Regions from separate parts of the Homo sapiens genome. Here region 2 is linked to region 1. Evidence: chromatin contacts called from ENCODE Hi-C or POLR2A ChIA-PET data. All regions are on one chromosome and are shown on one strand. Each heading gives the region's core, a stretch centred on a gene start or an enhancer-like site at or near the end of the contact. The rest is flanking DNA. Distances are from core to core; before and after follow the strand shown. Region 1 overlaps SIK3 (SIK family kinase 3). Region 2 holds the start of PCSK7 (proprotein convertase subtilisin/kexin type 7).

The links. A loop is a pair of places that touch in the nucleus more often than their neighbours do. ChIA-PET counts read pairs that join two places held with the same protein, here RNA polymerase II (POLR2A). Pooled maps may share reads with other maps.
Region 2: a loop to region 1 is called in a pooled map, with 8 times the contacts of the local background. The contact joins the promoter of PCSK7 here to the enhancer-like site in region 1. A Hi-C loop is called at or near these places in 8 of 50 pooled maps. POLR2A ChIA-PET finds 5 or more read pairs at or near these places in 2 of 52 experiments (Panc1 and activated CD4-positive, alpha-beta T cell).

What each region holds. Positions count from the first base shown.
Region 1 is chr11:117,018,369-117,023,614 of GRCh38, reverse strand. The region is part of intron 1 of SIK3 (SIK family kinase 3); the gene reads left to right. Among named protein-coding and RNA genes, the nearest start is that of SIK3, 77 kb to the left of the region's middle. RefSeq lists an enhancer at 2,446-2,555. Within about 2 kb of position 2,579, at least 7 of the 41 ENCODE cell types and tissues checked have a DNase peak (open chromatin) inside an H3K27ac peak, as active enhancers do.
Region 2 is chr11:117,229,361-117,234,606 of GRCh38, reverse strand. It overlaps PCSK7 (proprotein convertase subtilisin/kexin type 7), which reads left to right and starts at 2,534. Exons shown (of 17, transcript NM_004716.4): 1 at 2,534-2,580; 2 at 4,139-4,258; 3 at 4,751-5,230. The coding sequence starts at 4,763. It overlaps RNF214 (ring finger protein 214), which reads right to left and starts at 1,936. Exons shown (of 15, transcript NM_207343.4): 1 at 1,881-1,936; 2 at 228-340. The coding sequence starts at 334. RefSeq lists silencers at 1,797-2,136, 2,347-2,496 and enhancers at 2,687-2,736, 3,606-3,845.

The sequences.
Region 1 (5,246 bases), core at 1,330-3,829:
TTTTTGTTTGTTTGTTTGTTTGTTTGTTTGTTTTTAAGAATATTAGCTGGGCATAGTGGCACATGACTATAGTCCCATCTACCAGGGAGGTTGAGACTAGAGGATCACTTGAGCCCAGTAGGTCAAGGGTGCAGTGAGCTGTGATTGTGATTCCAGCTTGAGCGACAGAGTGAGTCCCTGTCTAAAAAAAAAAAAAAAAATCATCAGGTGTATTGACATACTTCAGTCTCTCTTCCTGCAATATTAGTTCAGTTAATGAAAACTCGGGGAAGGGACAGAGATAACTATTTTCTTCTTTGGCAGGTCCAGATTTAGGCAGATAAGGGAACTTCAGAGAACAACTTCTCCCTGTGCTTTGGGGGTGGTGAGGGGATGGTCAGAGAGGCCTTGAGGATTGTACAGTTCAGCATGTCAAAGTGCCATATTTTGAGGTATCGGTTTCTGGGCCTCAACAACTGCTAATAAGAATGATTGACTTTGGAGTTGCCTTGGAGTTATTTCAAAAAGTGAAAATGTTATTGTTTAGCCCACACTAGTTATCTTAGTTGTCATTTGTGTTTTCTACAATCTGCCAATGGTTAAACCTGGCATTTCTATCAAGAAGGAACTCTTTTTGCTTCCAGAGTAAAGGTATTTTTATTATATTAACCCTTGAAATAGATCCAGTTATGTATTCACTTTGCGTTTGTTTCTGAACAAAATAAACCTGTGTGGTAAGATGGAAGTGGGTTTTTCACTTACAATATTAGTTACTTACATTTGTACCTTTTTTTTTTTTTTAACTTCTTCACATTTCCTCCCTTGCCCTCCACAATCTGATAAGCATCTCATTGATGACTATGAGAGACTAATTTAGGCCGTGTGGTTATAAATGAGATTTCAATTCATTTCTTCTTCTCTTAACCCGTCTCAGAGGAGATATCACAGGGTGACTTTCTATGTTGCGTTTTGACACAAGGACAGTTTGTTTTTGCTTTGGCTGATGGATGGGGCAGCTCTAGTTGATGAATGTGGTTTATATGCTCACAGGCAGATGAAAGTGTCCACTCTGCCCTGAGACCCTCTCCTTTCTGCTTAGTGGTGTTATGAAAGCCCCATGGGTATTTGATTTTTCAAGAATTAATCAGTACACAGAAGTTGAAATGTAGACCAAAGGAAAGAATATGTTTTTTCAGTTAGGCTTTTTGTCTTTTTTTAATTATATGGGGTTTACCCTTTGTGTTTCCCAACTCAGGGGTTTCACTATTAAATAATTGTCTTTGACTCTTAAACTTTTTAGGTAAAATTTATATACCAGGAAATGCATAGATATTAAATATACAGTTTAATGAGATTTGATGAATTATTATAACCACCACCTTAATCAATAGAGAAAATCTCTATATCCCAGATAGTTCCCTTGTGCCTCTTTCCAGTCAATCTCTAGACACATTTACTTGTATAATAAAAAGATTTTGACATACCCAACTACAAAATGATCAGATCTTTGTTTCTGTAGCAATGGGTAGAATAAAATAAAGTAGGATTTACTTAAAACTAATATTTTCTTTGTAGGCAGGCCTGTTGTTACAGGTAGAAGGTGCTCAAAAGCTGGTTTCTTAACTAATTTATGGATTATTTTTATTTTTTATTTGTTATTTTGTTATTTTTAGGTTTTTTTTTTTTTTTTTTTTTTTTTTTTTTTTTGTAGAGACAGAGGCTCACTGTGCTATCCAGGGTGGTCTCAAACACGTTGGCTGAAATGATCTTCCTGCCTCGGCCTCCCAAAGTGTTGGGTGTGAGCCACTGTGCCCAGATTTATTTTATTTTATTCTGTTTTTTTAGAGATGACGTCTTGTTACGTTGCCCAGACAGGACTCGAGTTCCTAGGGGATTCTCCTGCTTCAGCCTCCTGAGTAGCTGGGACTATAGGTGCACACCATGGTGCCTAGCTTAATTAATGGAGTTTTTGATAATGGTTGACAAAGATAGTGGTAAGCAAAGCAGCCCTTATATAGACTTTACATCTTAAAACATAATCCCCTATGTGTGAAATTGAGAACAGCTTTCTAGAATAATAAACAGAGATCTGTATGCTAACTAAAAGGCAGAGAGAATATTGGCTCAGCCAGGCCCTCACTTTTTTGTTCCTCCCTATCTGTAAAACATCATTTACCTCATCAGCGTGCTACGGACATGGGTTAATGTTTGGAAAATTCTGTGGAAAGAGTGGGGTTCTGACAATGTGCTCTGACCAAGGCAGTTTAGCAAATTTGTACTAAGTGGCTGACCTTTGATAAGCACCACTCCTTCCCCACCTGACCTGTGATTCCATTTTTCTTTTGTGCAAATAGTTCTGAAGGTTTAATGTTTATTTTTTACTACGATGCAGTAGACTTTCTTCTCTCGTGTAGAAACTGCTCGAATGACTGTGGATGACTCCTAGAATATAGGAATAACAGAATTGGTTTCTCCTGTACTCTCAACACAAAATACTTCTGTGACCAAATGTGTGGGAGTGTGTCCCCACACACCAAGCAGTCAACCAGTTCTGCAGCAGCTGCCAGCTGGTGTCCTCTAATGCAGTTCAGTTCAGTTCAGTTCTGACACTGTCTACCTGGAGATAGCGTCAGATCTCACAGATTGAGGGCTCAGTCCCACAAGTCTGTCCCCAGTCTTCAGTGCCAGTCACAGGCTCCAGGTGGTTTTACCTGTGCTTCTGACCTGCTGGCTATAAACTGGTTTCCCAATATCCCCTTATTGGGTTCCATGAAATTGTTAGAGTGGCTCACAGAACTCAGGAAACATACTGACCAGTTCATTAGAAAGGATGTTTTAAAGGACACAAGTGAACAGCCAGATGAAGAGATACCCAGGGCAAAGCCTGGAAGAGTACTGAACGCAGGAGCTTCCATCCCGGTAGAGCTGGGGTGCCTCACCCTCCCAGCAAGTGGATGTGTTCCTCTTCACTCTCCTGGATGCCCCCTTTTAGGTTTTTATGGAGGCTTCATTAGGTAAGCATGATTGATTAAGTCATTGGCCATTGGTTATCAGTGCAACCTTCAGCCCCTCTCCTTTCCCTGGAGGTTGAGGGTGGGGTTTTGAGTTCTAACTGTATGAGCACAGGGTTGATTCCCCTGGCAATTGGCCACCAGTCCTGTGGTTATCTAGGGACTTTGCAAAAATCATCTCATTAACATAAGCTCAGGTGTGGTTGAAAGGGGCTTGTTATAAATAGCAAAAGACTGTCTTTTGCTTTTATCACTCTGGAGCTGTTCAGGAACCAGTGGCAAGAGGCCGAATACAGTATTTTAACCAAAGTCACTTAGGAAATTACAAGGGTTATATAGGAGCTTTAAGCCAGGAACCATGGAGATATATGTATGTGTATATATATATGCACATATACACATACAAATATCACCGCGACCCATGATGCTCTTCTCAAGGGCCTGTGCCTTCTGATAAACGGCTGAGTTGGCTGTTACACTTACTTTTTCGAGCAAATGAATGTGTAGTTTCATCTGGCTCATTCGTCAAACCCCGGGTTTGGAAGGTTGTATGTTTTTATTTAGCTAGTAGCAGTTGATGTGGTTGAGGTGGGGCTTTTCTTTGGGGAAGGTACAGCTTTGAATGGCTGTTATCTTTCAAGTACAAATAGTGTAGCTCCTTATGGCTCAATAGTATCAATAAACTGTTTTATTTGCTTTCCTTTTCTCTTCCTTTTTTTCTTTTTTTTTAAACGGAGTCTCTCTCTGTTGACCAATCTGAAGTACAGTGGTGTATCTAAACTCACTGAAACCTCCGCCTCCTGGATTCACGGTGAAATCCCGTCTGTACTAAAAAATACAAAAATTAGCCGGGCGTGGTGGCACGCGCCTGTAGTCCCAGCTACTCAGGAGGCTGAGGCAGGAGAATCACGTGAACCCGGGAGGCAGAGGTTGCAGTGAGTCAAGATCACGCCACTGCATCCCAGCCTGGGAAACAGCGAGACTCTGTCTCAAAAAAAAAAAAGAAGGGGTTGACTGCCAAGTTTAAATATTGGCAGGAGATGAGGAGATTTCAGTTTTTATGGAGCTTTGTTAATGAGCCGTGACTGTTTATTACAAGACTTTTACTTTTAAAATTTACTTAGTAATTATTTACTCATAAAACAGCTACTTACTGTAACCAGTAGGTCAGTTCTACTCTTGAGGCTTCACATTTCTTCATTTGTAAAATTAGTACTTGTATTGGTGTCCATTCCCTTTCTGAAATTCTGTGATATATACATTTCCTTTAAAATGTTACAATTGAAAAAAATAAAGTTACAATAAAGACCGTGTGCGGTGGCTCACCCTGTAATCCTGGCACTTTGGGAGGCTGAGGTGGGTGGATTGCCTGAGCTCAGGAGTTCGAGACCAGCCTGGGCAACACGGTGAAACCTTGTCTCCACTAAAATATGAAAAATTAGCCAGGTGTGGCGGTGTGCACCTGTAGTCCCAGCTACTTGGGAGGCTGAGGCAGGAGAATTGCTAGAACCCGGGAGGTGGAGGTTGCAGTGAGCTGAGATCATGCCACTGCACTCCAGCCTGGGCCACAGAGTAAGACTCTGTCTCTAAGGGAAAAAAAAAAGTTACAATAAAAGCCAGGTGCAGTGGCTCACCCTGTAATCCCAGCACTTTGGGAGGCCAAGGCGGGTGGATCACCTAAGGTCAGGAGTTCAAGACCAGCCTGGCCAGCATGGTGAAACCCCTTCTCTACTAAAAATACAAAAATTAGCCGGGCATGGTGGCAGGCGCCTGTAATTCCAGCTACTCAGGAGGCTGAGGCAGGAGAATCACTTGAACACAGGAGGTGGAGGTTTCAGTGAGTTGAGATGCACTACTGTACTCCAGACTGGGTGACGGAGTGAAACTGTTTCAAAAAAAAAAAATAAATAAAATAAAATAAAAACAATGATACAATAATTCAGTCTTGTTTAGAGTTGCCATTTTCTGAGTGTTCTGGCCATAGCATTTCTTCTTCTTGCCTCCTTCCCAGCAACATTTGCCCACTTGCTGTGGACTGCAGTTAATTAGGCTGGTTTGGAGCTCTTTCCTTCCTGTTCCATTTGTGTTACACCTAAAGCATCTCATGAAGATGATTTAGATTAGTTCCTGCCATCAAAGATAATCCAGTTTAGGATGAAGTCAACAGTATTTTAAGGGTGGAGTTCTCTTTTGGAACTGTCATTTGGTCAGAATTAGTGAATGCTGTTGTAGAGCTGACCCCTGCACAACACAGGT
Region 2 (5,246 bases), core at 1,285-3,784, 210 kb before region 1:
TTTGACCCCATGTATTCTATTCTATTTATTCCCCAAACATTTAGCATGCCTGCTGAGTATCAGGTGCTGTGTTGGATACCAGAAATACAAAGATAGATCAGACAGTCCTGTACCTTTAAAAAGCTAGTGCAGTGCCATCAGAGCCAAAAAGAAAGACCAGCTACACAAGACCATCTCAAAAACCCTTTACCCAAATGAATCTTCCCAGTCAGGAGTCCACACATTACCTTAGACCATCTGGGAGACCTTCGTCTGATTTGGAAGCACATAAACTAGAAGATTCCGGAGGACTGGGGGCATTGGCCACAACACCAGCAACCTCAGACGCTGCCATTATGCTCTGTACATTCAGAAACAAATTACAGGCTACAAGTTTCCAAAGTTTAAAACAAATGTATCTCTCCCCCCTCAGAATGTCCACACAACAGAGCTGTCGCAGTAAAGAAACACAAAAACCTGGGCTCCGGGAGAAAATACTTAAGAGTACTAAAAGAGACATTGTATGCAAAGTCCTAGTGTCCTAGTGGGCAGCAATCCTCAGGAGTCACTGTATTTACATAAATATCTAGGAGTCTGTGCAAAGATCTTATTTTCACTTTTGGCAGAAATGTAGTCATTTCAAACAATACATCTTAGTCTGCCAGGATCTTCCAAGTGGTCCCAGGCCTACCTTGTCTGCTATCATTTTTAATAAAAGACGTACTTTTCGGCCTAGTATCAATCAGATCTCATGTTTTTAAATCACTTTATGGCTGTTACATTCAAAGCATTCTCCATTAATTTAAGGGAAGTTTTTGGAGGTGTCTGCCTGTAAGTCAACAAGTAATGCAATACTGGGCAATCCAGGGTGCATATTTTACTGTCAGCGTGCTCCCCACAGATGGGAAAGGCCTGATACCCACTAACTGAGCAAAGAACAGACTCTTCAGAGTGACTAGTGGTGCAAAAAAGAATCCTGGGTTCTCTAGCGTGAAAAAGTCAAGGTAAAAAACATGGTAACACAAGTAAGGGAACTGGGACGGACGCCTTTTTTAAAAATCAAAAGGTCATCTTTTATGCCGCAGAGCAAACTTATGACCTTATGAGGAGAAAAGAAAATCAAAATACTTGGGAGGTGGGGATGAACATCGGGTTAGTTTGCATTCTTGCTTTTATTTTAACAGCATCACACGTATTCCCCCCCGGAACACTGAAGAGCGCATAGGGCAGATAGGTAGATGGGGCTGTGTCAACACCTCAGTCACAGCCCACAGACCCTCTGTGCCTCAGTTTCCCTCATTATACAAAGCTCCTGGGAGAAAATGGGCCCAAACCGCCATTGCTGCTCCCTCAGGTGCAAACATCCCGTCTCCAACATAGCCCAGGGCTGGGGGGTCCTCTGCGCCCGGTGAACGAAACCCCAGGACAAGGGCCATGCATGCAACTCCGTGGCTAGAGAGCCCGTGGCGCGGGTAGGAACAGCTGGCTGGAGGGTCGAGTGTACCAAAAAGAACTCCGCAACCCGGGGCGACCACCAGCGAAGCAGGGGCGCCGGAGCCACGGGTCCTCGGGCGAGAACAGGGGACAGACGGGAAGGGGACAATGGGGGGAAGCGGCGCTGGGTGGCCTTGGCCACCCCCCACAGGGGACTGCTAGGCTGGCCGCTGGCTCGGACCAGACCCCCCTCCACCCCTTCCCCTCGGTCCCCCCACCCCGCTGCCAGCCACCCCCCCGTCCCACTTCTAGGCCGGGACCCCCGCCTCGGTTCTCACAGCACCCTCCACGCCCCCCACCCGACCCCCATGCCCGGCCCTCGCCCCGCAACCCCCACCCACGCTCGCCCCGCACACACCTCCCGCGCCGCGCCCCCGGGAGGAAAGTGGGGGAGGGACGGGACGCACCTGAGCGGGCGGAGCGGGGGGAGGGGGCGGCCGAGCCACGGGGGGAGGGGTCGAGCGCCGGCCCGCGCGCGGCACCTCCCACTTCCGGCGGCACGAGCGGAGGGGGCGAGGCTCCGGCCGCGAGAGGAGAGGCCGCGGTGGCGCCGCGCCGCCCCCGACGGCGCCCTCTGGCGGCGACAGCTGGCGCCGCCGGGGCACGGGGATGCTGCGGGAGACCCCTGAGATACAAGTGGACTCTCCCGGGGCGCGGGGAAGAAGGGAGAGCCGACTGCGAGAAGGAAGGCGACCTGGGTGGGCAGGATCCCCTCTGGGAAGATTACAGGGACAGTCGGGGCCATGGCGGTCAGAAGGAGAAGAGCAACGAGTGGCTTTTAAAGGTCGGAACCGAAATGCCCTTTACAGAGGACGCCATGAAGGAGAGCCTTCTGAAGAGGGACCATGTGGAAGATGCCCCGAGGACTCGGGGAGGCGGAGCCCGCGGGTTCAGCCCCCAGCGCCCGCACGGCCCCTGCCTGCGTAGGCCGCCCGCGGGAGCCGGACCCCGGGCGCCGGTTGCTGTGGCCCGCGGGGGTCGCCGGGCCGCAGGCGCCGCGCTGATTGGCTGCGCCGCGGGCGGAAGTGATGCTGCTGTCACTGCTCCTCCGGCTCCCGGGAAGCCGCGAGTTTCCGCAGGGAGGCGGCGGCAGCTGCGGCGGGGCCGGTGAGTTGGGAACTAGGTGTGGGGCTGGACCTGGGTGGTCAGGGGGCCCCAGAAGTGGGGGAAGCCGGCGTCTGAGGATGAGGGAGCTGCACAGAGGGTGCCTGAGGTCCTGGCGTGGGGGACCAAGGAGATGGGGCCCCAGGGCCCAGAATTCCTGGATAATGTGGGTGCTAATGAGGAGAGGGGCACATTGCACGGAGCGATCGAGGCCGACGGAGGGAGAATCGGGAAACTGACCCGGTACCCAAGCTGGCTTCTAGGAGCCGGGTGTGGAACAGCGAGGACAGTAGCTTGGGAGCAGGATCTTGGACTCCAGGCTGCCCATTCTCTTCTTCCTTGTCAATTAAGAGCTGTAAAGGGAGGCCTAGCCGTTGGGAGAGGTTGAGACCTGCTTTCAGAAGGCATTTAAGGTTCCTTTCCCAGAAGCCTGGGGGATAAAAATGCTGCTTTGCCACTAGTAGACAGAAGGAGCTCCTGCTTCTCTTTCTTCCTGACATCTGTGGTGGGATCTACTGAGTCTGAAGGAGTCTGCCTAGCGGGGCCACTGTCTGGCTAACAAGGGTTTTGTTTGTTAGTTTGTTTACTTAGTAGAGTATGCAGACTGGGGAAGACACCTAAATATCTTGGGAGAATTGAGGCTCCCGGGGGCAGGGAGGGATTGAGAGGGAATATGCCTGGAAACCTAAGAGAAAACGAGAGGAAGAAATGTAGTATGAAGATTTTTAGAGGTAAAGGAGAGGTGGCATAAGTTCTCCTTTCCAGGAAGCCTTTCAGTAAAATTCCCATTTTTCTGGAATGCTTTGAGGTAGAGCCGCTTGGGTGTGTATCTGAGTACTAAGCCCTGCCCCAGGGTGGACCCAGTGGAGAGCAAAGGCTTTTAAAGGAGCCCAGCCACCATAGGTACACACATGTCCTGCCACCCCATTTGTCTGTCCCCCAGTTCTAACTTGGCTCTTTTTTTTTTTTTTTGAGGGCTCCTGAGACCAATTCCCTGGTTCTGTCAAACCCAGGCAATTGGAGTCCCAGTCTGGAGTCTGAGTCCTCACCTTGAAGCCAGCCTCCTGAGCTCAGTACAGGAGTAGCTGCTTAGTGAGGTTCTCTCATCATTCGTTCTCTCCTGGTTGCCCGCTTGTCCTTGGTGCCTGTTCTGTTTTGTTTGCACTCTCTGGCTTTCCCCGTTTCGCCCCCGCCGCCTCCCTCCTTTCACTTTCCCTGGTATCCTTCTGGGATATACAAATCAAGAAGTTAGCTACCACCTGGACTTCTAGGACGTTATTACCTACTCTTTCAAGAGGCATTTTGGTAACTGTTTTTTGCTAGGCCTCTGGGGAACAAAATGAAAAGAGGGTGGCACGATAGCACAGGAAGTGGGTTTTTTGGGTGTTATACTGATTTGGCCTCACCGTACCAGTTCTGCTCCAGTCTATGACCGATTTTAGATCTTTGGAAATGACAATTAATGAAGTTTCTTTGGTCCCTGGTCCTGGAGTTTATCTAACCTCAGCTTGTTGCCCTGGGATTGGTGGGACATTATTTCTTCTGTTCTTGGATCCCACAGGTCTGTAGCCTTTGCTGAGTCAACACTACTCACAGTGAAAGTGATGCCTTTTCTCCATTTGCACAACATGAGTGTGACGTGGTTAGCCAGACCAGGAGCTCAACCTCATGTAGAATCCAGGTGGGCACGGGGCCCTGTTATGGGGAATTAGCCTTGAGGACAACTGGACTGAGGAGTCAGCTAGGGAAAGATTTATGTCCCCTCTAAATGTAGGGGTGAAGGGGTTGTCTCTGCTAAAGAACAGTCACGATGCAGCCAGTAGTTTGTGGAAGCGATGTGTGCTTTGAGCCCTGTGGGTGGCAACAGGGGTTGCTCGCAGTGCCTGTGAGCAACTGGACCTCCTGCTGGATTAGCTGGTGTCGTGAGGATTGGCTGTCTTGCTGTGGGAGGCCATCCGCTGGTGTTAGTGCTGGCCCACACTCCACCTGGGGGCTTATCCCTGTTGGTCAGGGATAAATGTGAACAAAAAGAGAAGATCAAATGTTTCACAATTTAAAAGGCATGGCTTAGGGACTTCCAGGGGGAACACATGGATGGCTCAGCATCTCCCTCTCAGATTCCTGCAGTTACCAGCTCTTTGATCTCTTCCATATCCTTTTTCTTTGTCTGCAGTCCACTGCTCTGATGCCGAAGGGGAGGCAGAAAGTGCCACACTTGGATGCCCCCCTGGGCCTGCCCACCTGCCTCTGGCTGGAATTAGCCGGGCTCTTCTTACTGGTTCCCTGGGTCATGGGCCTGGCAGGGACAGGTGGGCCTGATGGCCAGGGCACAGGGGGGCCGAGCTGGGCTGTGCACCTGGAAAGCCTGGAAGGTGACGGGGAGGAAGAGACTCTGGAGCAGCAGGCGGATGCCTTGGCCCAGGCAGCAGGGCTGGTGAATGCTGGACGCATCGGAGAGCTTCAGGGGCACTACCTCTTTGTCCAGCCTGCTGGGCACAGGCCGGCCCTGGAGGTGGAGGCCATCCGGCAGCAGGTGGAGGCTGTGTTGGCTGGGCATGAAGCTGTGCGCTGGCACTCAGAGCAGAGGCTGCTAAGGCGGGCCAAGCGCAGCGTCCACTTCAACGACCCCAAGTACCCGCAGCAATGGCACCTGGTGAGTCCAGTCCTGC